2 separate regions of the Homo sapiens genome follow, and region 2 is linked to region 1. The links are chromatin loops, found by intact Hi-C in ENCODE. Cell type or tissue: dorsolateral prefrontal cortex. All regions are shown on one strand. Links, peaks and the distances in the headings refer to the core of each region. The heading gives the core; the rest is flanking DNA. Region 1 overlaps SPATA19 (spermatogenesis associated 19). Region 2 overlaps OPCML (opioid binding protein/cell adhesion molecule like).

Region 1 (12,570 bases), core at 2,651-10,650:
TGAGGGTGAGACCTGTGGATGGCAGACAGGTAGAGAGAGAAATAGATGGAGAGATAGCATCAAGAGAGACAGAAACAGAGAGAGACATGAAAGACAGAGAGAGGGAGGAGAGGAGGTGGAAGGGAAGGTTCATGGAAGGATGGAAGGATTAGGAATGCAGGTAGGGTGTCACATTAGCCTGGGTCTGAAAACATAACATGCAAATCGGTTGGCTTTTTAGTGGGGTGGTTCGGGCTACATTGAATCAGTTCAACCTCTATTGAGACCATGAAGATGGACAAGACCCAAATCTTGCCCTAAAGCATCTTACAATGCAGTGAGCCTGACAGGCCCATAAATGGCTGGCGGAGGAGAGTGGGGAGGCAGGGAAGAAGGGGGAACTATTTTTAAACATAATATAAAAAGAAACTATGCTAAATATATAGACAGTGAGACGTCTTAATATATAGACAGTGAGAAGAACTTAATCTTGGTGGAGAGCTGGAGGCCAGGAAAAAAGAGGACACATTTCACAGAGGATGTGGCATTTGAGTTGACTGAGAAAAGGCATGTGGAATGGCATTCCCGCCTGAACAGCTGAAGACTTGGAGCCTAGGAAGAAGAAGGAGGCCACGGGGCAGGACCCACAGACTGTTTCAGAAGCATAGGCCTCATCTGTCTGGGATGGATTAGGTGAACTCGGAGATGTCATCTCGTCATCTAAAATAACTCTATGGAGTATGGCCTGAAGAGAATTCCATGCATCCAATCCCTGCACATTGGTGGCTTACTGAGGACAGGAGTATGTTTGTATTCCAAACCCAACTTACCCGTGCAAACCCTTGAGGCTCCTGGGGTTGGAACTGGGAGGGGTCTCAGATTCAGAGGCTTGGCAGGGAGGCAGCTGCTGCCTGCACTGTCACTTTCCCTCTCCTGTTGCGGAAAGGAAATGATACATTTCTGCCCATCAGGAATTTAAGTTTGTTCATTGGCAACATTCATTCTGAGTCTTCTCCCTGCTCCTTCAAAGCTCTGGGTGGTGGATGTCTCGATGGAAACAGTTTTTCTATTTTAAAACATTCCCCCAAGAGTAGGAGTGAAGAAAGAGCTACGATCCCTCCGGTGTTGTACTGATCTCGGCAGCATTTATTGAGGCACTTAACAAACGTGCAGAACACTGTTAGAAGCTCTGTGTGCAACTGCTCTGTCCCTGCCATGCAGGTGTTATTATCATTCCCATTTCACCTGTGAGCTTAGAAACATGAATGGGCTTGTCCAAGGCCACACAGCCAATCCAAGGTTTAATGACTCAACACAATTTATTGAGTGTCTACTATATGCCAGGCACTGGGTGGTTCCCAAGGTCAGCCCATCTGGGATCCGTGGCACAAACCCAACCTGAGGATGGGAGAACAGGCAGGCCTCAGAGGACTGGACAAAGAACAGTCTAACACCATGGTCTTGGCCAGACCCCGAGGCAGGAGGCAATGAAAGTATCAAACCATAACACCCTTCCCAACTCCAGTTCCTCCCAACAATTTTGGCTCAAACCAACTCTGGGTGGTGAGGGGCTCTAACTGTCCCATTTTCTAGAGGGGTAAGCTGGACACACTGAATAACTCGCCTCTTCTCTTTGGAGAAAAGGGGTGCAGCAGGGGATGGAGGCATAGATAACATGAATGACCACCAGTTCTGCCCAGAGATGGTGCTGAGGATTTGCATGCAGTGCCTCACCTAATACCAACACTGAGAGAAGGACATTATTAACTCGCAGATGGAAAAACGCCATGTCTAGAGAAGTCAAGTGACGTAAGCATTGCCACACAGCTCAGCAAAGGCATGGCGGCACGGACACGGTCCTGTGGCCCCCATTGCTTTCTCCTCCCGTGGCCCACATGACTCCCTAGACTGTTGGCCACAGGCCCTGAGAAAGGGGGCCAAATGGTGCAAATTCAAAGAAAAGCACCCTTTTCTTTCATTTTATAAGGCATCATTTGACCTTGAGGCCCAGTGGAGTAAAGTGTGTGCACACGTGCAAAGGCACACACACCCTGCGTGCACGTTTCTGCAATATGAGTGGTGACATTGTCCTGTGAGGCTCAGGGAAAGACTACACCCATGCTGCTGGTTGGGTCTCTTCCCTGTAGAATGCAGGACCAACCCCTTCAGAAAGAAGGTTAGATTAAAGCCAAGGGATCCAGGACCAGGGGCAGGGGGTGCTTAATGGGCTCAAGTTGGGTGAGATTACCCGCTACCTGCTCAACCAAATTGTTTATAACTTGTGTCTCTCTGTTTCTCTCCTTTTTGTTAACTCTCCTGGACCAAAGCAAGGCAGAACACCTGGGGGTGGCCACAAGTATAATTAGCAAAAGATGTTCCAAAGACCAGGTGAAGGGCAGCTGAAGTAAGCAGAATGTTCTCCTGGTGCTGATCGTGGAGTTGCCAAGTTCTCTTCCACTGAGAAAAACAGCATGCTTTATCCTTGTGTATCTAGACCCTGGCCTGAGGATCTTTAATAAGTACCTCCTGGAAGGGAGTCCCATACCCAGGAAGGTTGGAGAAGCTCCACTTTGCTGCAGCCTTTGAGGAAGTAGATGCAGGACCTGGGTCCCGAAAGGGGGTTCCACAGCTCTGGGACTCTGATTCATGGTGCTGCTCCTTCTTTTGTCCACCCCTGCCCTTAGGGTCCCCTGTTCCATCCCTCCTGCAAGACATCCTAACTGACTGAAGAAGCCCCGAGGGGTGTGCAGGCACAAACTGTGGTTTTGTGGCATGGCAAGGTGAATCCACTTCCCCAGAAGTCAATACCAGTCCCCGCTGCAACACAGCCCAATCTCACTTCTTCCCTCAGAATAGAATAGAAGGTCTACTGTCCACTGCTCACTCCCAAATCCTGGAGTCAGTTCTGCCCACGGTGGGTAGAGAAACTTGTCCCCACCAGAAGAACAAGCACAGGGCTAGCTGCAGGAGCTAATGGGGGTGTTCTGGTATCTTGTGCACAGGGTACTTAGTGGAAAATGAGCAATCAGCAGCTGGGGCATGAGTGGGGGGTGGGAGGGCACCATCCAGAACCTGGCAACCTGCACCACTAGATCAACAGCATCACCTGCTGGCCACAGGATGCCACACCACTCTCCTCCCATTCTAGGCCCCAGAGAGCCCTCCCTCAGGGGGCACAAAGACGCAAAGAAGCCCCCTCCTCAGAATGCCAGGAGTCCTGGGTCCAGCAGGTCCTCAGGGGAGCCCCTCTTTGAAGCCCGTAGAGCCAGGACTCTGATTCTCCTTTGAAAATATGCAGCCCCCATGTTGACCAAACATGAATCTCTGACAGCACACCCCCTCCTACACCGGCTCCCAAATGCACACCTAATATTTTTATTTTTCCTAAATGTTTGTCTGTGGTTCCCCAACATCTTTAGAGGCCCTCATAATCTTTTCCCTTCCAGTATAAGCTCCTAGAGAGCAGTGACTATTTCCTTCTGGACTGACTAGATCACCGACTCACATTACAAAAGGCTTAGGAAAGTGTTTTATGAACGTGAAGACTAACAGCCAGCAGTCATTGGTGCTGGAAAGGGCTGTGCTATGGCTGGTGCCTCTTCCCGGGTATAGGAATCCTCATAGCTACCCTGTACTGAGGGTCTACCAAGTGGCGGGCATGTGATGCCCCCTCTACCGAGATGCTATCTCACTTGATCTTCACCAGGACTCCAGGACACAGAAGCACAGAGAGGTGAAGCCATTTGCTCAAAATCTCACAGCCGCTAAATGGTAAAGCCAGGGTCCGAGGCCTGGCAATCCGAAGGTGGAAGCCGTCTTAGCAGTTATGCTACACTGCCTCCCAGAAGCCCACATGGGCACACACGCTGCTGGTAAGCACATCTTCCTTGCTGAAAGCACGCCACAAGCAGCTGCTCACTCAGCCTTCCCGCCTCCTCCTTAAAAGGCAGAGACTGCTGTACCTGCTTATAAGGCAGAGACTGTTGTACCTGCCCTTTTCCCTGGAATCCTGCTCACGTACCAGGTTTCCCTTGCATGACCCGCTCAGCCTTCATTTTCGGGACCTCCAGGCCTGCCCACGAACAGGTGCCTATGAAGACACAGAGAACGAGGGCCCTGAAGGGCGGAGGAGGCAGAAAACTGATGCGAGCGCTAAGAAACAGCAGCGAAAGCCCACCCAGTCGTTTACTCCTTCCACGAATATTTCCTGAGCACCGATGTCACGCACCGTGTCTGGGGCAATGGGGAAACGGCAGTAAAGGAGGAGGCGCATTCTAACAGCCGCGACGGTCCGCGGAGAGAAGGGGGCGACTGACCTCGCAGAGCGGCCGTGCCCACAGGGCTGGGAGGGCAGCTGCGGGTGTGGACTTTCTGCACTCACCGCCCGCCCCGCGAAGTCCTGCCCTGTCCTCCCCACCGCGATCAAACCCACCGGTTGGGGACCTTCGGGCTGCGGACCTTGTTGTGGTCCAGAGGCCCAGAGAATAAGCTCGAAGGAGGCTGACGGGGGAGGGCAGTGGCTCCGGGAGCGAGCGGGGACGGGCGCTGGGCTGGGAGGGGGACGCGGGGCTGCGGGGGATGCGAGGCTGGGGGGAGGAGCTGGGAGAGGAGCCTGGGACTGCGGGGAGGGGCGGCGGGAGGAGCCCGGGGCCACAGTCAGGGGAGCCTCGCGGGCGAGGAGGGGGAGGGGGAGGGGGATGGAGGGTGCGGGGGTGAGGGAGGGGCGCGGGGTAGGGGGTTCAGGGGTGCGGGGGTGGGGGAAGGGGTGGGGACCCCGAGCCGCCCGGTGCCCCGCTCCGGTTCCGGCTGGTTGCGGCGAAGTTTCCCAACTCGCCGAGAGCAGCTGCTGCCTTCTCTTGCGTTTGTTTTTCCCCTCTCGGGATGGAAAATGAATTTCGAGCATCGCTGCGGAGCCTGCCAAGTAATTGGAAAACATGTCGAACACTGCGTCTGGCTGCCGGGCGGAGGCGGGGTGGCCTCCCCGGTCGAGGTTCCCGGTCCCTCAGGGCAGGGTGGTGCCGCGCCCTCCCCAGGCCGGCCCGCGAAGGGAGAAGCCGCAGAAGCCTCTGGGCGTCGGGCCGGGGGTCCCTCGGGCCCGTGGATGACGTGGGTCAGTGGCCGAGCGCTGCAAGCCGTCGCACGGTCGCCTGGTGGTGCGGGCGCCTCGCCCGCCCTGGCCGCTGAGCCCCGAGAGGGTCTGGGCTCCCGTGGGCCACCCCACTCCGCGGCCGCGCGGCGCCCTGATCGCGCGTCTCAGGCCCCGCTGGAACCCGGGGCCTCCCTGCCCGCTCCACTCCTTCCCGCGGCGCACCCCCGCCCTCCGCCTGCCCCTGCCCTGCTGGCCCCCCGCCAGGCAGCCTCTCCCGCATCGGAGACCACCCGCCCGGTTTTCATGTCCCGGTTTGGCTGGGTGTCTAAACTCCGCCTCTCGGGATGGGACAGAGCCCCACCCCACCTCGCAGTGGACACCCCAGGACAGTGGCTTGGTCTTCACAACACTGGGTGCGGTTCATGGAGCAGCACCTCGCATTGCTCCCTGCAGTGACCCACGCAGGAGGCCGCCTGCCCTGGTGGACGTGGGCACACCCTCCCTGTCTCTCTGGTGTTCCCGAGCTTGACTCTGCCTGGACGAGTCTGTCTCACATGAGACCCCCCTGTCTCTGTCCAGAATTAACAAGGTCCTATTAGGAAGTGACCTGCAAGACAGAGACAGGCCAGCACCGCACATTGCCACCCCCACCAAGCAGTCCCTTGATAGACCTCCACCTGCGGCCTCCTGGACTGGCTTCCCGCCCACCTGCCACCCCCAGCTCTCACCTCTCCCCTCAAAGGATCCATGACCACAAAGCCTTGATTAGTTCTTTCAGCTCCATTTAACTACACAAATGGCTTGGTCACAGCTGACTGGTCCCAAATTTGCCAGTGATTTTCTTTTAATTTACCGTAGCTCAGTCCCCCTGTAATACAGGTAGAGGAGGCATATTTGTTCCCAAACTCCCCTCCTGGGGTTAATCATGCACAGAACAAAACTCCATTTGAGCCACTTAATGATTTCATTTCCACCCTAGGTTTGATGGAGCTGCGGCTATAATACTAATATGGGTCCCTCTCTCCCCAAACTCCAGATGCGCGCGAGAGACAGACAGTGGGAGCCTGTGGGTGACTCAGCCATTCCTGTCCGGCTGCTGCCCTCCAGCCCCTTCTGCAAGCCGTGTGTTCCCCCTCTTTTCCTGGGCCCATCTTCTCTCCCCTGGGAAGCCAGACCTGACCAGCGTGGTGCTCTTCCATGCTTCCTCCCCCGGGTCCTCTGCCAGTTTCATGGGGTTATTTTGCACCCACCTGTCACCTCTCAGCACCTGACCCACCTCCCAGCCTCTTCTCCTGCCATTCCTCCCACCACACCCCCACCCACCATACCGGCATTCCAGACATTCAGACAGCCAGGCCCAGTTCCCTAACCCTCCTCCATCCTTGCGACATGGACTGGACTTTCCCTTTGCCTGGAGGACCTCTCCTTGGTTGTCAGAGCCTGGCGAAAGCCTCTAAAACTCTGCTTAAGCATCACTGCCTCTGGGAATCAGCTGACAATTTTTCTCTCAAGCAGAGAAAACCACTCCCTTCTGTGCTCTACCATTTATACCCTTTTGGCTTATTTTCACACAATATTTCATTATTTGTTTGCAGTCAGCCCTTCTACCCATTTGAGCTCCTTGAGAACATAACAGAACATTCACCTGGGTATCCTCACACAGCACGGGCCCAGTGCTGGGCATAAATGCTCCACAAATGTTCTTGGAAAGAATAGGTGCTATGTGGTTCAGGCAGGTGGATGTGAACTGTATTCATAACAACACGAAGACACTCAGAGGTGCTCCATCTTCAGAGGCTTCCCAAACGGTGCTAAAATCTCTACTGGCCCAGCCTGCAGGAGCTGACTCAAAGGGAAGGCCAGGTCACCGTCAGGAAATGTGGTTTTTGTGTGGAAACGTCACCATCTGGTGGTTTCTAGTGAAACAGCTTCTCAGCTGCAATAGTGGAGAGAGAGGGCTTCCTCCCTTTGCTTGCTTCCCAGGGCCACTAAGTTCAGAGAAAGGTGCTCCCTGCAGCAGCACCATGGGCTCTGGCAAGCCAAGCACCGCTCCCTGCCTTCCCAAGAAACCTGAGTGAGCGTTTGGAAGGGCACAGCCCCCTCAGGGCTCTGAGGAAGGCCGGCTTACCTCCTCTCCACCCCTCTCCTCCGCTGACATCCAGGCTGCAGCTATTCTCGAGCAGGCAGGACCCCCTTTCCAGCAGCCTGGGCTTGTGCCACTTCTCTGCCTTCAGTGTTCTCCAAGCTTCCCCTGGACCCAGGCCCTGTGTGTCCATCACCACTGGGATATCTGATGGGGACCCAGACTCAGGACCCAAGTTGAACTGATTTCCTCAACTTAGGCCCACCTACCTGAGCTAATGGCAGCACCATCCCCCAACTGTGCCCCCAGGACCTTTCTTCTCCCCCACTCCAGGAGCCATGTATCGCCAGATCGCCGCTCCCATCTCACACGAACCTGCCACTGCCCAGTGGATCCTTCCTGGGCTCTCTGCCGCCGTCCTTTGGCACAGCCTGTCTCCACGTGTAAAATCACTTCCTGCTTTAACATTCCTGCACATCCTGTTTCCTGTCTCTGCTGGGATAAGGCAGGATCCTTAACCAGGTCTCCACTTGCCACATGGCCCAACCGGCCTCTTGACAGCCTCCCCCATGCCCCCTCTCACTCCCTCTCTCCCATCTAGCCAGAATAGGTTTTTGGTGTGTCCATGAAGCCAGACTTCTCTCCCCTCTCAGAGCCCTCTCACTTGCTGCTGCCCAGGGCTGGCTGCTCTCCTGCCCCTCTGCCTGGTTACCTCCTACTCATCCTCTACTCCCTCGCCCTACCTTACTGGAGCATGCAGGCAAAGGGAGGCTGGGAGGGAAAGGTGGTGGGGAGAGAAAGTCCAGGTGTCCTGGCCCCTAGGAAGAGTGGGGCAGGGGAGGAACCTTAGCCTCTCTCCCTTCCTTGTGCAGTGTCTGGCAGGTAAAGCTCACCACCAACAACAACCGAATTGATCCTTCACCCAGCTCTGCTGGAGAGGGCAGGGGTTAAGGACACTGGCTCTGGCATGAGACCATTTGGATTCAAACTCTGGCTATGCCATTTCATGGCTGGATGACATCAGGAAAGCTATTTAGCCTCTCTGGACTGACTGTCCCTCATCTGTAAAATGGGGATGACGATTTTAAAATAGAAATCTAGGTTCTCTTCTCTGAGTAAGGCAAGTTCCCATTATATGTAAGACTTCACCTTTCAAGTAGTTATGAAAATTGTGACTCACAACTAATGAGTTTGTGTAAAATTCATCTGCCTCATCAAAATGAAAGTTCTACCAGGGCAGGGACCAGGTGGGTCTTATTTATTGCTGTATTCCCAGGGCTGGTCTGGGGTGCACACACAGCATAACAAAGTGGTCAAGAAAGCCAGGCTGGGGTTCTAGCACTCTCCAGTCACCAAAGTGACTCTGGTCAAGGTACTTAACCTACGTGTTGTGTTATCTCCTCTCTAATAATAATACTAATATCTATGCCAAAGCCTGCTTGGCTTAGTGCTTGGATACATTTCAAGTCCTTGGATAGGACCAGGCATATAGAAAGTGCTCAGCGAACATCAGTGGTCATTCTCGTGGACACTCAATAAATACTTCAATAAGACTTCCGGGTTCTAGTTTGATATTTAAAGAGCTTGGAAGTCATCACTCTCATCCTAACAATAAGAACTGAATAAATTGAAAATCAACAACTCTTCTTAAATCCCTCAGAGAACTGAGCTCAGAAGGCAAACCACTGACCTGAAGACTGGAAAGGCAGAAAGTTGGATACAGAGACTCACAACTTACTGGACAGAAGACCAGGCACACAAAATTCCACAGGAAACAGTGCTGGGCAGGAAAACCTAAACTACCTAAACTGTAACTGACAAATTGCTGGAGGCTAAGTGTGGACAATGTTGACTATTAAAAAGTCCAGGGCCCAGTCATTGGGGGGATCCCCACACTTTCATGAGTTTTGCCTTTAGGAGCTCTACTAGCTCCTCACAATGAAAAGAGAAGGGGAAAGTAGCCATTTTTAAATATGTCCAGAGCATTCTGTTCTCCTTAACAAGAGCCCACCCTCAAGGGAAACTATTTTGCCAGGGCCAAGCCAGCCTGGGAGAAGGGGAATACCCAACTCCAGACCCTCCCCTCTAGCCTTCCTGTCTTTCCTAAGGTCAATGAGGGGGGAAGCTGAGAATCACACAGAAAGGTCACAGCCCAGAGGGAAAGGCTCACTAAACACTGAGAACTAATCTTGCAAATATAGAACACTTCCCCTCCCACGCACTTATCACCACAATATAGGCTTCCCATATTGTGTTAAATTATTATATAATTATGTAATCCCTGGTTATATAATAACGGGATTACAGCAGAAATAACTGTAAACCTCAGACTCTATTTAAGAAGGAGCCTCTAGGGACACTCAAAGACAACAAGAAAGACAAAGACAAGGATGCCAGAGGAAACCTTAACCTCTGACATGCTACAAAACCATAAACACAGCCTCCCAGCCAGGTAAACATACAGCCTCACACTAATGGCCTATTTACCGCAGCTCCTTTTCCTGATAAATCATGTCCTGCTTTCCCCAAAATAATTACAAAGCTTGCTAAAAATATATATACATAGCTTTATGAGACAAAGCAAGTATAGAAACCAGTCAGATATGTTGGAATTATTAGACTGGGAATTTAAAACAGCTATGAAAAATATGCTAAGGGCTCTAATGGGGAAAGTGGACAACACGCAAGAACAGATGGGTAATGTAAACAGAGAGATGGAAACTCTAAGAAAAAAAGTCTAAAGAAAATGCCAGTAATCAAAAACACTATATAGGAATAAAGAATGTCTTTGAAGGACTCATTGGTAGACTGGACAAGGCTGAGGAAAGAATTGGAGTTTCAAGAAATGTCAGTAGACAAAAACAAGCAATGGGGAAAAGATTCCCTATTTAATAAATGGTGCTGTGAAAACTGACTAGCCATATGTAGAAAGCTGAAACTGGATCCCTTCCTTACACCTTATACAAAAATCAATTCAAGATGGATTAAAGACTTACATGTTAGATCTAAAACCATAATAACCCTAGAAGAAAACCTAGGCAATACCATTCAGGACATAGGCATGGGCAAGGACTTCATGTCTAAAACACCAAAAGCAATGGCAACAAAAGCCAAAATTGACAAATGGGATCTAATTAAACTAAAGAGCTTCTGCACAGCAAAAGAAACTACCATCAGGGTGAACAGGCAACCTACAAAATGGGAGAAAATTTTCGCAACCTACTCATCTGACAAAGGGCTAATATCCACAGTCTACAGTGAACTTAAACAAATTTACAAGAAAAAAACAAACAACCCCATCAAAAAGTGGGCAAAGGATATGAACAGACACTTCTCAAAAGAAGACATTTATGCAGCCAAAAAACACATGAAAAAATGCTCATCACCACTGGCCATCGGAGAAATGCAAATCAAAACCACAATGGGATACCATCTCACACCAGTTAGAATGGTGATCATTAAAAAGTCAGGAAACAACAGGTGCTGGAGAGGATGTGGAGAAATAGGAACACTTTTACACTGTTAGTGGGACTGTGAACTAGTTCAACCATTGTGGAAGTCAGCGTGGCGATTCCTCAGGGATCTAGAACTAGAAATACCATTTGACCCAGCCATCCCATTACTGGGTATATACCCAAAGGATTATAAATCATGCTGCTATAAAGACACATGCACACGTATGTTTATTGCGGCACTATTCACAATAGCAAAGACTTGCAACCAACCCAAATGTCCAACAATGATAGACTGGATTAAGAAAATGAGGCACATATCCACCATGGAATACTATGCAGCCATAAAAAATGATGAGTTAATGTCCTTTGTAGGGACATGGATGAAACTGGAAACCATCTTTCTCAGCAAACTATCACAAGGACAAAAAACCAAACACCGCATGTCCTCACTCATAGGTGGGAATTGAACAATGAGAACACATGGACACAGGAAGGGGAACATCACAATCCGGGGCCTGTTGTGGGGTAGGGGAGGGGGGAGGGATAGCATTAGGAGATATACTTAATGTTAAATGACGAGTTAATGGGTGCAGCACACCAACATGGCACATGTATACATATGTAACAAACCTGCAAGTTGTGCACATGTACCCTAAAACTTAAAGTGTAATAATAATTAAAAAATTTAAAAAAAAGAAATGTCAGTAGAATCTACCCAAACTGAAACACAAAGAGAAAAAGAAAAGAGTGGAAAAAAGTGAAACATTTTCCAAAAACTGTGGGACAATCTCAAAAGGTGTCACATATGTGTAACGGGAAGACAAGAAGGAGAATAAAAAGAGAGAAGAATACCCGCAAAAAAGAGTTTGATTAGTAGTTGAGAATTTTCCAAAATTAATGACAGACACCAAACAACAGATCCTGGAATCTCAGAGAACACCAAGCAAGATAAATGCAAAAAATAATAATAATAATAACAATAATAACTATACCTAGTCATATCACATTCAAACTGCAGAAAATCAAAGACAAAATTTCTTGAAAGGGAAAACACCTTATCTATAGAGGAACAAGGATAGAAATTATATCCAGCTTCTCCTCGGTTACCGTACAAGCAAGATGAGAGTGGAGTAAAATATTTAAGTGTTGAAAGAAAAAAAGATTGTCAGCCTAGAATTCCGTATCTTGCAAAATTACCTTTCAAAAGAAGGACAAATAAAGACTCTCCAACCATCAAAAATTGAAGGAAATTGTCACTAGTACAGCTACCTTGCAAGAAACCTTAAAAGGAGTTCTTCAAAGAGAAGGAAAAGGATATAGGGCAGAAACTCAAATCTACATTAAAAAGGAAGAGAGCTAGAGAAGGAATAAGTGCAGATAACATAAATGTCTGAAACAAACCAGCACACTTCCCTCAAAAAGTTCTCCCTGCCCCAGCCACAGAGCACTCCTTCTTATGTTCCAGGAGCACCAATATCGCCATTGTCACATTGCTGGAACGGCTGCTGTCTGTCTCCCTCAAGGCTGTAAGTCATGTGTCCCCAGAGCCAGGCCTGTGAGGTACTCAGCATCTGATGAATGGACAAATGAATGGCACAGCACCCCAACCAGCAACAGGGCGGGTTGTTAAACAGCACATCTCTTTATTCGCAGTTCAGCAAGAAGACTCCAGTGCTGACACTGTCGCATGAAGAGCTCACCTGCTGGAGTCTTTCTGCCCAGGTCTGGCCCTTCTTCAGGTCAAGCAGAGAAGGATGTTCTTCTGATACAGGTTGCTGCTGGACCCTGAAGGACTTCCACCTGGGAGGTAGAGAAATGCCCAGGGGACACAGCAGGGAGATGTGGTTGGCCAAGGGGTAGGGCTGATGATGACTCCCTGTAACCCCACTGTTCTCCGCGTTCCCAAAGCTCCATCTAGAGAGCAGAAACCCATGGAAGAATCGTCAGTGGTGCATCAGGCAGCT
Region 2 (12,570 bases), core at 1,958-9,957, 700 kb before region 1:
AAAAGATACAGATTCCCAGGCCTGTCAGTGTTGCTCCTGAGAAAAGCTGCATCTTTACAACGAGCTTTTCATTGACACCAGGAGAGGGAGAGCTGTTACTGTGACCAAGAGAGTGGAGAAGAAATGCCAGTCAAAATGAAGCTCTCATGAGGACCCCAGGAAGCCCTCTCTGTAGCCCGGGCTTCTGCTTCTGGCCAAAGTGCAGTAACAGGGACCAGTTTTGCCCTCCTACCTGAAACAATAAAAAAACACACAGAATATCTACAGCAATCATCTTCGAGGCCCTGAACATCAGGTGATGAGACAGAGGTCCGCGAGAGCTGGAAAACAAAGTAAACCCACAGTTGTGACAACTCATTGCCTTAAGAGTTTACACAGGGGAAGGGGAAACAGGTGGGAACTGAAAGACTCTCTGAGTTGAAGAGATGAAGTTGAGAGTCTGGGGGAGATCAAAGCAGCTGGAGTTTCCAGAATGGAGTGCTAGAGAGGAGAGAGTTAGCTACACAGAGAGAGAGCTTCAGAGATCTACAAAGAACTCCTCCCAAGTACTCAGTTGAGTACAGATCAGACCATGCACGTAAGGGAACTACCCAAGGCAGGGGAGAGGGTTAGTAGTAGCAGCACACAGGGCCAAGAAGAGTGCTTGCTCCTAGCCACCACGCAGGAAAGCCGTGTAATGCACCGGATATTGGGTAGAGTACACCGAAAGATTTTCAGTAAGGAGGGATTAGTCCTAAGTTCTGCCTAACACATTTCAGAGGCAAAACCCAAATGGATGAAATTATTTTCTTGTAATTCAAATGTATCCCAGGACAAAGGTCAATAATACTTATAGAAAAATAGAAATATCTTGTGCACAACAAGATACAATTCCCCATGCCTGGCATTTAGTTTAAAAAGTATCAGGCATGTAAAGAAGCAAGGACTGGGTGTGGTGTCTCACACTTATAATTCCAGCATTTTGAGAGGCTGAGGTGGGAGGACTGCTTGAGGCCAGGAGTGTGAGACCAACCTGGGCAACATAGCAAGAACCCATCTCTACAACAATAATAATAATAAAAAGCTGTGTGTGTCATGGCACATGCCTGTAGCCTCAGCTACTTGGGAGGCTGAAGCAGGAAGGTAACTTGAACACAGGAGTTTGAGGCTGTTGTGAGCCATGATCACACTATTGCACTCCAGTCAGAATGACAAAGCAAGAACTTATCTCTAAAATAAAATAAATACATAAATAAAAATAAAGAAGCAGTAAAATATGATTCATATTGAAAAAATCAGTCAATTAAAAAAAGCAAGAATTGACACAAATTATGTATAGATATTAGAATTAGTAACCAAGGATACTAAAACAGTTATTATAACTGTATTCCATACGTTCAAATAGTTAAGCAGAGACATGAAAAATGAGCAAACAATCATCTAAGCCATACTTCCAGAAATAAAAAGCTACAATGTGTGAGATAAAGAAAATACTAGATAAGAATAATGACAGATTAGACAATGAAGAAGAAAATACTGAACTCAAATACACAACAATAAAAACTACTGAAAATGAAGCATAGAAGAAAATATATGATAAAAGAAAATGTGTGGAACATTAATGATCTGTGAGATAACTTCAAGAGGCCAAATATACATGTAAATTGAGTTGCTATAGGAAAGGAGAAAGGAACATAAAAAATGTTTTTAGAAATATTGGCCAAACATTTTTTTCATTTACATTAGCACCAAAATATTGAAATACTTAGATATAAATCTAACATAATATGCACAAGATCTATTTGAGAAAAACTACAAATTCTGATAAAAGAAATCAAAGACCTAAATAAATTGATATTTCGTGTTCATAGATAGAAAGACAATATTATTAAAACATTACTATGATGACTTAAGACTCTAAATTCTTTAATGGAAACACAAAGACCCCCAAATAACCAATACAATATTAAAGAAGAACAAAGTAAGAGAACTGGTACTATCCAAATTCAAGACATACAAAGCTACAGTGATCCAGACAGTGTGTTATTAGCGAAGGAACAGACAAACGGATCAATGTAACAGCACAGGGGGCTTGGAAATAGATCCACACAAACATAGTCAACTAAATTTTGACAAAGGAGCTAAAGAAATTTAATTAAGAACAGATAGGCTTTTCAACAAATAGTGCTGGAATAATTCAATATCCACATGCAAAAAAAAAATGAATCTAGACATAGACCACTGTAGGCTGAATATTAATGTCACTCCCTCACTGCCTCTGCCAAAATATCTATGTTGAAACCTAATTCCCAGTGTGATGATATTTGGAGGTGGGAATTTGGGGTGGGGAATAGGTCATGAGAGCAAAGGCCTCATGAACGGGATTAGTGTCCTTACACAAGGGACCCTAGAGAGGGCTTTTGTACCTCCCACCATGCAAGGACAGAGCAAAAGATGGCTGTCTGTGAACCAGGAAGCAGGCTTTCAGCAGACACTAAATGTGTGTTTTGATCTTGGACTTCCCATACTCCAGAACTGTAGGAAATAAATGTCTATTTCCTACAGTTGTTTATAATCTACCCAGACTATAGTATGTTTTTACAGCAGCCAAAATGATGTAAGTCACAGACCTTACGTCTTTCCCCAAAATTAAATCAAAATGGACCATAAATTTAAATGTAAAAAGCAAAACAGCACAACTTCTAGAGTATAACATAGGAGAAAATTATTTTAAAAAGTTCAACATCATATGTCATCAGAGAATGACAAGTTAAAACAACTATGATCTCCCACTACAGACCATTAAAATTTACTACAATTAAAAATAGTGACAACCCCAAATGTTGACAAGGATGTGAAGCAACAGGAACTCTCAATCATTGCTGGTGGAAATGTAAAATGATGCAGACAATTTTGAAGACAGTGTGCAGTTTCTTACAAAGTTAAACATAGGCTTACTCTATGATATAGCAATAACACCCTTAGGTATTTACCTAAATGAGTTAAATACTTATGTCCACATAAAAACCTGCCCATGAATGTTTGCATATATTTAAGACCTAAAATTTCAAGTGCTGTCTTAACATGTTTGAACCTCACAGAGCCCAGATGTCTAATTGTATGTTCTTTTTGTCTTTATATGGACAACTGGTTTTTGACAAATGTGTTAAAGCAATTCAGTGGAGAAAAAATAGTCCTTTAAACAAATGGTGCTGGAAAAATTGCATATCCATATGCAAAATAATGGACTTCAATCCATATTTTATACCATATACAAAAATTAACTTAAAATGGATTATGGACCTATATGTAAAATATAACGCTGTAAAACTTTTAGAAACTTTCATAAAACAACAAAGTGACAGTTGGACTTCATCAAAATTAAAAATTTTTTTGAAAGACATTGTATAGAAAACTAAAAGACAAATACCACTGAAAGTGTTTTCAAATCATACAGCTAATAAAGAACTTGTAGACAGAATACACAGAAACTCTCATAATTTAACGCTAAGAAATACCAGCCCAATTAAAACATTGGCAGATGATTTGAAAAACACTTCACCAAAGAAGATACACCACTGGATAATAAGCCCATGAACAGATGCCTGACATCGTGAGTTATCAGGGAAATGCAAATTAAGACTGCAATGACAAGCCACTACAACACTATTCAAACAGCTACAATTAAAAAGACTGATTATACCTGGTGCTGGTGAGGATATGGAGGACTCTGTCCTCTCATACACTGCTGGTCAGAATGTAAAATGATACAACTACTTTGGAAAATAGTGTGACAGTTTCTTGAAGAGTGAAGCACACCTATTATATGAGCCAGCCATTCCTCTTTTAGGCATGTACCCAAGATAAATGAAGGTATACGCTAATATTCATATCAACTTTATGATAGCTGCAAATTGGTAGCATCCCAAATGTTGACCAACAGCTGAATGGCCAACCAAACTGTGGTGCACCGATACAATGGAATACTAATCAGCAATGAAAAGAAAGGACATATTGATACACACATTTGGCTGAATCTCAAAATACTTACGTTGAGTGAAAAGGAGCCAGAAAAAACAAGAGTACATTCTCTATAATTCTATTTACACAAAAAATAGAAAATGCAACTCATCCACTGTGATAGAAGCGATCAGTATTTTCCTGGGATCACAAAGGGAAGCAAAAAAAAAAAAAAACTTGGGGGACAAAGTCCACAAAGATACTCAGGGCCCAAAGATATGGAGATGGGTGGTCGGTAGACTGGCCAGTGGCGTTAGGGCTGGCATGAAGTCCTGAACTTTTCAGGAAGCTCTGTGAGGGCTTAGAACCAACGTCAGAGAAACCAGAAAGCTTATTTCAGGTTGTTTGGTGTCTAATAACTCAGAAATTAAAATTCTGCCTGCAAAGTAGGTCCCACACAGCCTGAAAATTCTCTGCTTTGTTAGGACTCAGAAGGCATGGCCTCCAAATGTTGCCTAATGATAATCAGGGCTGAAGTGGAATCAGATGCAACAGTTCCTGAGATCTGACATCATCCTTAGGTGGCCTCAGGCCCCTGGGTGGCAGGGCGGCTGGAGTCTGGTTCGGAAGCAGTGTCCTGATTGTGCAATCAGAGATAATTGGTTTCTAACTCTGATCCCATTTATTCTTCCCATCTCCAGCCAGGAAAAGCTGCCTTGGCTCCTTTGTTTTTAGCCTCCACATTTTCTTACTGTCAGCTGCTAAACATTTTCGTTTCTTCCATCTTCTGGCATCTTCTCTTGCCTACCTCATGCAGCCCTTCCCTCACCTTCGGGCTGCTCATCATTTACTCTCCTCTCCTTGCCCCCTGGGCAACACAGGCAGCCCGTTCTCCCCATCCCCTTTCCAGAAGAACCCCTGATCACCCTCGGAAAACGTGTCCCTTATGCCATCCCCCAGGAAGTGTAGTAGCTCCCCTCTCTTTCCCTTGAGCAGCAACTACAGAATCCACCCTCCCTTTGATTAATAACATCCCCTGCTGCCATGCTGTTTCTTTAAAAACCAACCATCCCTGTGTCTCTTACACCAGACTGCCAGCTTCCTGGGGTTTGCCTTGCCAGCCCCTTTCCCATCCACGAGTTGCCTGTGCTCAGTGAAAATGTCACTAGGCTTTTTGCATAAGCCCAAGTAAAGCAGAACTCATTCATTCGGGGGGGAAAAAGCCTAGGTTGCAATGACTTTACACATCAATAAGACATATGTATAAAGCTGTTCAAGTTGTTAATGATTCAACATGAAACATCCAATATCACACGGGACAAAGCACCTTACTAACCATTAATGAATACGCATACACAGAATATGAGATCGCTCCTGAACTCCTTTCAGCTGCCTTTGATAATACAGGCTCCTGTATCATCCCTGCCACATAATGAAAACCTCAGCCTGAATTGTATCAATGCAAATCACAGGAGCTGCCTGCAAGCTTGTGTATTATAACTTACCTGTGGGGCCAATAAAAAGATATCCCATTATCAGCCTTGTCCACTTAACTATTAATAAGACATTCCCAGGCCTTCCATCCCATGCCCCTTTCCTGCTCACATGACCAGCACCACAAAACCTGCTTCACTTCCCCACTTGCAGACTTAACTAGGGAAAGGTGCTCCGAGTGATTTGAGCATCTACAAAATGAAATCCACATAGAATAATAGAAGGGAGTTCTTCAGTGGTGCAAGGTCTTTCCTCCCAAACACTGGAAGTCCCAGGGACTGAGGCACCTCTGTCCTGAGCCACAGTCCTTCCATTTCTTCGGAAAGGCCTTCCTCAGAGTCTTAGGTGGGTGAGTGAGCTGCATATGGCCCCTGTGCTCTTGTTTCCAGGGCAGTGGAGGCAGGAGAGAAAGGGGAACTGGGCAGTCACCCCTTGGGGGATGACTCTTGGCCCTCTCTTCCTGCTGCGTCGCCTCGGCCATGGGCTCTCCTCCTGAAATATCCTCGACTTGCTCCAGGTCTTGTCCGCTGTCTTCCTTGCTCCAAGGGAACTCTTGCGTGAACCCTGCAAAGGAGCCCAGCCCACATCAAGCGAGATGAGCCACCATCCTGCTACGACCACCAGGTGGTGCTGTTCTCCCTGCACCCAAAGTCATTCATGCCAGGAGGGCGCAGAGAGCTCCCTGCACCCCAGCTACAAGGCAGCAGGAAACACCAGTAAGGTTCCTTGGCTCAGAGCTGTTGTGCATAATTACAGCCACTTTCTTTTACTTGTATTTTCTGGAGTATTTTTTCCATTCCCAGACTCTCCTCCTCTTCATTTCCTGGATATTGTTCTAGTGCACATTTTACACACACTGATTCCCTTTCTTTCTTGAAAACAGCCTCATATTCATTTTAGAATCAAGAGCACTGAATTGTACAATCACTAAAAGGAAATTTCTGGAAAAACTGCTCTGAAAGGCATTTTTCTCCCTGGTTAGCATATCTTGCTTTGGCTGGCACTCCAGTTTGGTTAATTAACAACGCATGGGCCTCTCATTTGATGGTATATTATCTCTTGTGATCTTCACAACAATATTCATAACAATAAATAACAGCTGAAGCGTTAGTGATCCCTGCCTGTTACTGAGGAATTTAAGACGGCACACTAGCCTTATGATTAGCATGTGATTGGCTAGTTAACTGTTGAGGTTCTACCAGAATCACACCCTTTGACTCCTGTTTCTGTCCTGTTTCTCCTTCAACAGCTTTGCCTCTTTCCTGTGCAAGAGGTGGGTGTGTTGATTCCTATTCTTTGCCCTCCATAGGTTTTTTTTTTTTTTTTTTTAACTGTTGGGACAGACTGGGTTTTGTTTTTGAGATAGGAGGGTTTCCTCTCTTAGGAAATGCTCTGCTAAACCTGTCCCTACCCAGTTGAATTTTCTGTGTGGGCGACCAACAATCTCCCATAGATATTTATAGTACTTTTAAAAGTCCTTTTCATTGTAATATTCTGTGTAATCTCCATAACAATTTAGAGTAGGGCAGAAGACTCCCAAAATACAGATGCGAAGACTGAGGCTCTATGGAGTTAACATTCCCACTAGAATGCGTTGGAGTGTCTATGTGCAGGATCCTCAAAGTAGCGTCCTTTTTCCACTCTGCTACCTCTCTCTACCTCAGTTGTCTCCGCAAATAGCGGAACCAAAAGTAGGCTTCTTTATTTTATTTAGGAAAGGACATGAAGGATAAGTTATCTTGGAACCACAAGAGAAACAAGAGGTAAGCAGAATGTAATTACCCAAGTTGGAAAGTTGCCATATGTAACAGCGGCAGAACTCCACTGTGGGACAAAAAAGCAATATTGACCAAGAAATACCATATTACCCTTCACAGACTCATTCTGATAGTTCGTTCTTCACCCATATTTATTCAAAAGACCTAAGAATCTAGCTATTTACTATGAGAAACTCATTACTGGCATTTGCAGATGCTCAGGGATGTAGTGTTTGAGACTGAGAGTAGGAGACACCTAAGAAAAATTAATAATGCATACAGTAAAACCCATTTAGGTTTCTATTTGTGAAGAAGGGCTCTTATGAGTCAAGATAGAGGAGTAAGAGTTTGGAATGATATGCATGAAGAGAAATACAGCAATGGAAGAGTGGGAATAAAGCTTTTGACTGTGGTGTCTATGCCTCTGCTGCCAAACTCAAACCCACCCTCAAACAAAGCAGAAGGAGCTTTTAGTGCAGAGCCCCAACTTTTTTCCCCACTTTCTAGAAGATGGAGTTTGCAAGCACTGCAGAGACAGACTGGGATCAAGGCTCCAGAAAGCAGCTTCCAGATCAATACTGAAGCCTTTGTAGCACACCAGGAGCAGAAAGTGTCTTGGAAGCATCTAACACTAAAAATAGAGCTGCTTCCTAATGGGCTGGGTTGGCTTACAAGAGGCAGAGGTGGGAGGAAGGGCATTCCAGGAAGAGGCGCTCCTGGAATCAGGCATTCAGGCTGGAAAGACTGAGAGAATAGGGAAAAGGAGAAAGGGTGGGGAATAGAGAGAGGGAAAGAGAGAGAGAATACGGGAGTGAGCAGGTGGAGCAAGAAATGCTACATTGGAAGTAAGATTGGAAATTTAGGATGTGGCTCGATTTCGAAGAACCTAAAATGTTGGGCTTTGTTAGTTAAGGAAATACCACTGCAGTTTCTATGTGCACGTGTGTGTGTGTGTGTGTGTGTGTGTGTGTGTGTGTGTGTGTGTGTGTTGGGGAAGGGGTTTTAATGTGTTTCATGGGGGTATTTTAGGGAATATTATTTTTCTATAGAAAGGAATGGTCATCAGAAGTCTACCTTAAAAAATAAATTATTTTGAAAAAATGGTTATGACGGATGCCCTCAAAAGAATTTGCATATTTGCAGGAAGAAAAAGGCCAAAAGGACCATTAACGTGAAGGATGGTTTTCTCATCGCTGGTTTAGCTCCTATTTAACAACAGGAAGCTCTGGGTACTTGTGGAAAGGTTCTGGGAAGTGGGGGGCATTTTTACAGAGCATTTGGCTGAGCCTCTCTTGAAAAACTCTTCTAAGTGTGTGTTTTTATTAATGATTTCAAGTGAACAACTATTCTGCCTTACTCCTGCATTCACTCTTTTGGAAGGCTGGTGAATGATCTTTGGAGATTTGTGTGTAAATCCTGTTCTTATATTTGCTTATTTATATTTTAACTCTACTTAAAATGGAGATTTTTACTTTTCTGCGGTTTTACTTAGGCACAGAGAGAAACAATGTGGATACAACACTTTTCTTCTAAAGATGTTGATATTACTTGCCATGTGTCTGTTTGCTTGTTTTAAATAGAGGACTGACTCATAGCACAGAAGGAATGTCAAGGAGTTCCAGATATCTCTCATGCATTAGGTACTTCAGTAAGAGTCAATATCATGCTGGCCATATTGCTTCTGATATCTTTAGGATCCATAAAATTGAGTTTGGTGTATCATCATGTTATTCTGCTCCTATAAACCCACTTTGAATATCAAGGTCGCCTGAGACAGGCCAAGGTCCTGATCAAGAGGGAGGCTCAATTCAAGTTAACATTTTATGTCCTTCCTGGGAAAAAGAACCTAAAGGTTGTCATTGTTTCATATTCCTCCCCTTTCCATTTAGGGAGAAGTTTCACACTTTAGCAGCAAATTGCACTTCCTAGCAACATCAGGAGCTCTTAAGCATGTCAGGAAAAATCGACATCCAGTGAAAGTGTGAACAGTCTAGAGAGGTTTGCAAACAGCAAATTACATGCACCAAGAAGCTAAAATACAGGTTCCTTTTTCAAGAGTTCTTTTAGGAAGGTAGCTGCTATGGTTTGAATGTGCTTTACCCCCATCAACACTCAGGTTAAAATTTGATTCCCAATGTGGCAGTGTTGGAAAGTGGGGCCCGGTGGGAGGTGTTTGGGTCCTGGGGGTGGATTCCTCATGAATAGATTAATGCTTTCTTGAAAGCGAGTTCTCACTCTCATGGGACTGAATTAGTTCCAGAAAGAGTGGGTGGTTCCTCCCCATGTTTGGTCTCTTTGCACACACCCACTCACTACTCTGCTTCTCTGCCATGTCTTGACGCAGTGTATGACCTTCACCAGAAGCCAAACAGATGCCAGTGCCATATTCTTGGACTTTCCAGCCGCCAGAATTGTGGGCTAAACGTCTTTTGCTTTTAAATTTCCCAGCCTCAGCTAATCTGTTACAGCAACACTAAACGGATTAAGACAAGGGGTACCTCTGTTCAATCAAGGTAACCATATGGGGAAAGGAGCATACGTAGAAACCTATTGCCCTCCTCCTCCATATATAGATCTCCTCTATGGTGGCTAGACAGCCAGTATCTACCTCTGATTTGGAGCAAATTTCCTAACCTCTCAAAATCAAGTTTCTTCACCTGAAAATAGGACAATCTGCTTAATTTCCTGTTTGTAAATCCATGGTAATGAACATGCCTTCCATAGCCATTCCCATTATCCTCTTGGACTACCAAATCCCATTTATGCCTAAAAGGAAGGCCCTCCTCCCACAGATGAAGGGAACATCTCCCACCCCACTCCTGGTAGATGCTGTAGATTTTACTGGTTCCAAAGCTGCGTCTTAGAGCGAACCCTCTCTAAGACCCTCAGATGGTCTCACTCAGGTCTTCTCCAAGAGTAGGCATTCATAGAGATGCCTACATAATGAACCTGCCTTTACTGAGCTCCTAAGCATTGCCCGGAATGCTTGAATGATCAGCAAGTCTATTCTCCATTCATAAACCTAGAAAGAGGGTCTTTCATTGACATGAACCTCCTACCCAGCTGAATGAACAGACTTAGAATACTAAAATACTAAGTACAAGTTAAGTTTCCCAAATTAGAACAGAGTGTATTTCAAAGTATTTGTTGACTATATGGAGCTTAGCATACATTTTTCCAGATATGCCATAAATGATTGTCAGGGTGCCTCCACGAGCCCACAAAAGTAATCTAACACGTAATGTGACTGAAATGCACTTATTATGGTGCTGCTACACTAATAATTAAGCAAAATGTGAGAACAATTGAACTATATAAATCAGCCTCCCTTCTATGAGTTCACTGAGGGTAGAAACTACATTAAATACCTCTTTGCACAGCAAAACAATAATCGTTGCTAGCACTTTTACAGGGCTTACTGTGCACCAGAAACCATTCTAAGTGTTTACATATCTTAATTAATGTAATCCTCACATTAACCTTCCTGTAAGCTCTATTACTATCCCCACTTTACAGGTGAAAAAACCGAGACTCAGAGAGGTTGCCCAGTGCTAAATAGTTAATAAGTGGTGAAACTGGAATTTGAATCCAATCTGCCTGCCTTCAGATCATCTGCTGTTCCAGAGAAAGCACTAAGGATACATTTATTGAATATTTAGATCTAAATAAATTGCTTTGTTTTTATTGGGGTTCTGACACTTAGAAATGGGAAGGAGTAATTAGAAGAAATGAGGCAGATTGGACTGATATTCTTTAGTGGGAGTGGCTGATGATTTAGGAGCTATGGGAACAGGGAATATCACCTTTGTTGGGCCATGTCTAATTTTACATATGAATGCGGGGCTTGAGTTTTTCTCCAGTAGGCATATGACTCCAGCACTTCCCATTCGGATCAGTCATGATTAGACTTTTATATTTTCCCCTCACAAATGGAAATAAAAGAGAACAAATGTAATTTTCCTGAGGTGACTAGGGAGTCTTAACGAGAAGAGGAAAAGCAGGAAAAAATAGAGTTGAGGCCAGGCGCGGTGGCTCACTCCTGTAATCCTAGCACTTTGGGAGGCCAAGATGGGCGAATCACCTGAGGTCAGGAGTTCGAGACCAGCCTGGTCTATATGGTGAAACCCCATCTCAACTAAAAATACAAAAATTTGCTAGGCGTAGTGGCGCACACCTGTAGTCCCAGCTACTGGGGAGGCTGAAGCAGGAGAATCACTTGAACCCGGGAGGCAGAGGTTGCAGTGAGCCGAGATCGCACCACTGCACTACAGCCTGGGCGACAGAGTGAGACTCCGTCTCAATAATAATAATAATAATAATAATAATAATAATAATACTGATAGGCTGGACGCGGTGGCTTACGCCTGTAATCCCAGCACTTTGGGAGGCTGAGGCGGGCAGATCACCTGAGGTCAGGAGTTCAAGACCAGCCTAGCCAATGTGGTGAAATGCCATCTCTACTAAAAAAAATACAAAAATTAGCAGGGTGTGGCAGCGGGCACCTGTAATCCCAGCTACTTGGGAGGCTGAGGCAGAAGAATCGCTTGAATCTGGGAGGCAGAGGTTGCAGTGAGCCGAGATTGCACCACTGCACTCCAGCCTGGGTGACAAGAGACTCTGTCTCAAAATAATAATAATAATAATAAGAAGAAGAAGAAGAAGAAGAAGAAGAAGAAGAAGAAGAAGAAGAAAGAAGAAAAAAGAAAGAAGAAAGAAGAAAGAGAAGAAGAGGAAGAGGAAGAGGAGGAAGAGGAGGAAGAGGAAGAGGAAGAAAAGAAGAAAAGAAGAAAGAAGAAAGATGGAAGACGGAAGAAGAAGACGGAAGACGAAGACGGAAGACGACGACGACGACGACGACGAGGAAGAAGAAGACGACGAAGAAGAAGAAGAAGAAGACGACGAAGAAGAAGAAGAAGAAGACGACGACGAAGAAGAAGACGACGACGAAGAAGACGACGACGACGACGAAGAAGACGACGACGACGAAGAAGACGACGACGACGACGAAGACGACGACGACGAAGAAGAAGAAGACGACGACGACGAAGAAGAAGAAGACGACGAAGAAGAAGAAGAAGAAGAAGAAGAAGAAGAAGAAGAAGAAGAAGAAGACGACGACGACGACGACGACGACGACGACGACGACGACGACGACGACGACGAAGAAGAAGAAGAAGAAGAAGAAGAAGAAGAAGAAGAAGAAGAAGGAGAAGAAGAAGCAGCTGAATGCCAAAGTGTGTGGACTTGAGATTGCCTCCTGGAGTGAAATGACCACTGCTGCAGCAGGTGAAGGAGAGGAACAAGGCAGCATGGTGCAGGCACGTGGTCTCCATTCCAAGCCGGGCTCTCGCATGAGGCCTCACCCATTTCTCCACTGACA

Evidence for each region. Peaks named below come from ENCODE experiments on the same cell type or tissue, not always from the same donor. Only the 100,000 strongest peaks of a DNase experiment are listed, where the experiment ranks them.
Region 2: a loop joins it to region 1, with 6 times the contacts of the local background. A loop is called at or near these places in 71 of 110 quality-filtered maps.

The regions. Positions count from the first base shown.
Region 1 is chr11:133,828,404-133,840,973 of GRCh38, forward strand. It overlaps SPATA19 (spermatogenesis associated 19), which reads right to left. Exons shown (of 7, transcript NM_174927.3): 7 at 12,228-12,520. Among named protein-coding and RNA genes, the nearest start is that of SPATA19, 11 kb to the right of the region's middle. In dorsolateral prefrontal cortex, for the core only: CTCF peaks have their summits at 3,086 (motif pointing left) and 6,963 (motif pointing left); DNase peaks (open chromatin) are centred at 3,903 and 6,938; H3K27ac peaks cover 1,303 bases.
Region 2 is chr11:133,128,698-133,141,267 of GRCh38, forward strand. All of the region lies in intron 1 of OPCML (opioid binding protein/cell adhesion molecule like), which reads right to left. Among named protein-coding and RNA genes, the nearest start is that of OPCML-IT1, 230 kb to the right of the region's middle. RefSeq lists a silencer at 5,897-6,191. In dorsolateral prefrontal cortex, for the core only: CTCF peaks have their summits at 6,061 (motif pointing right) and 6,272; a DNase peak (open chromatin) is centred at 6,064; H3K27ac peaks cover 2,369 bases.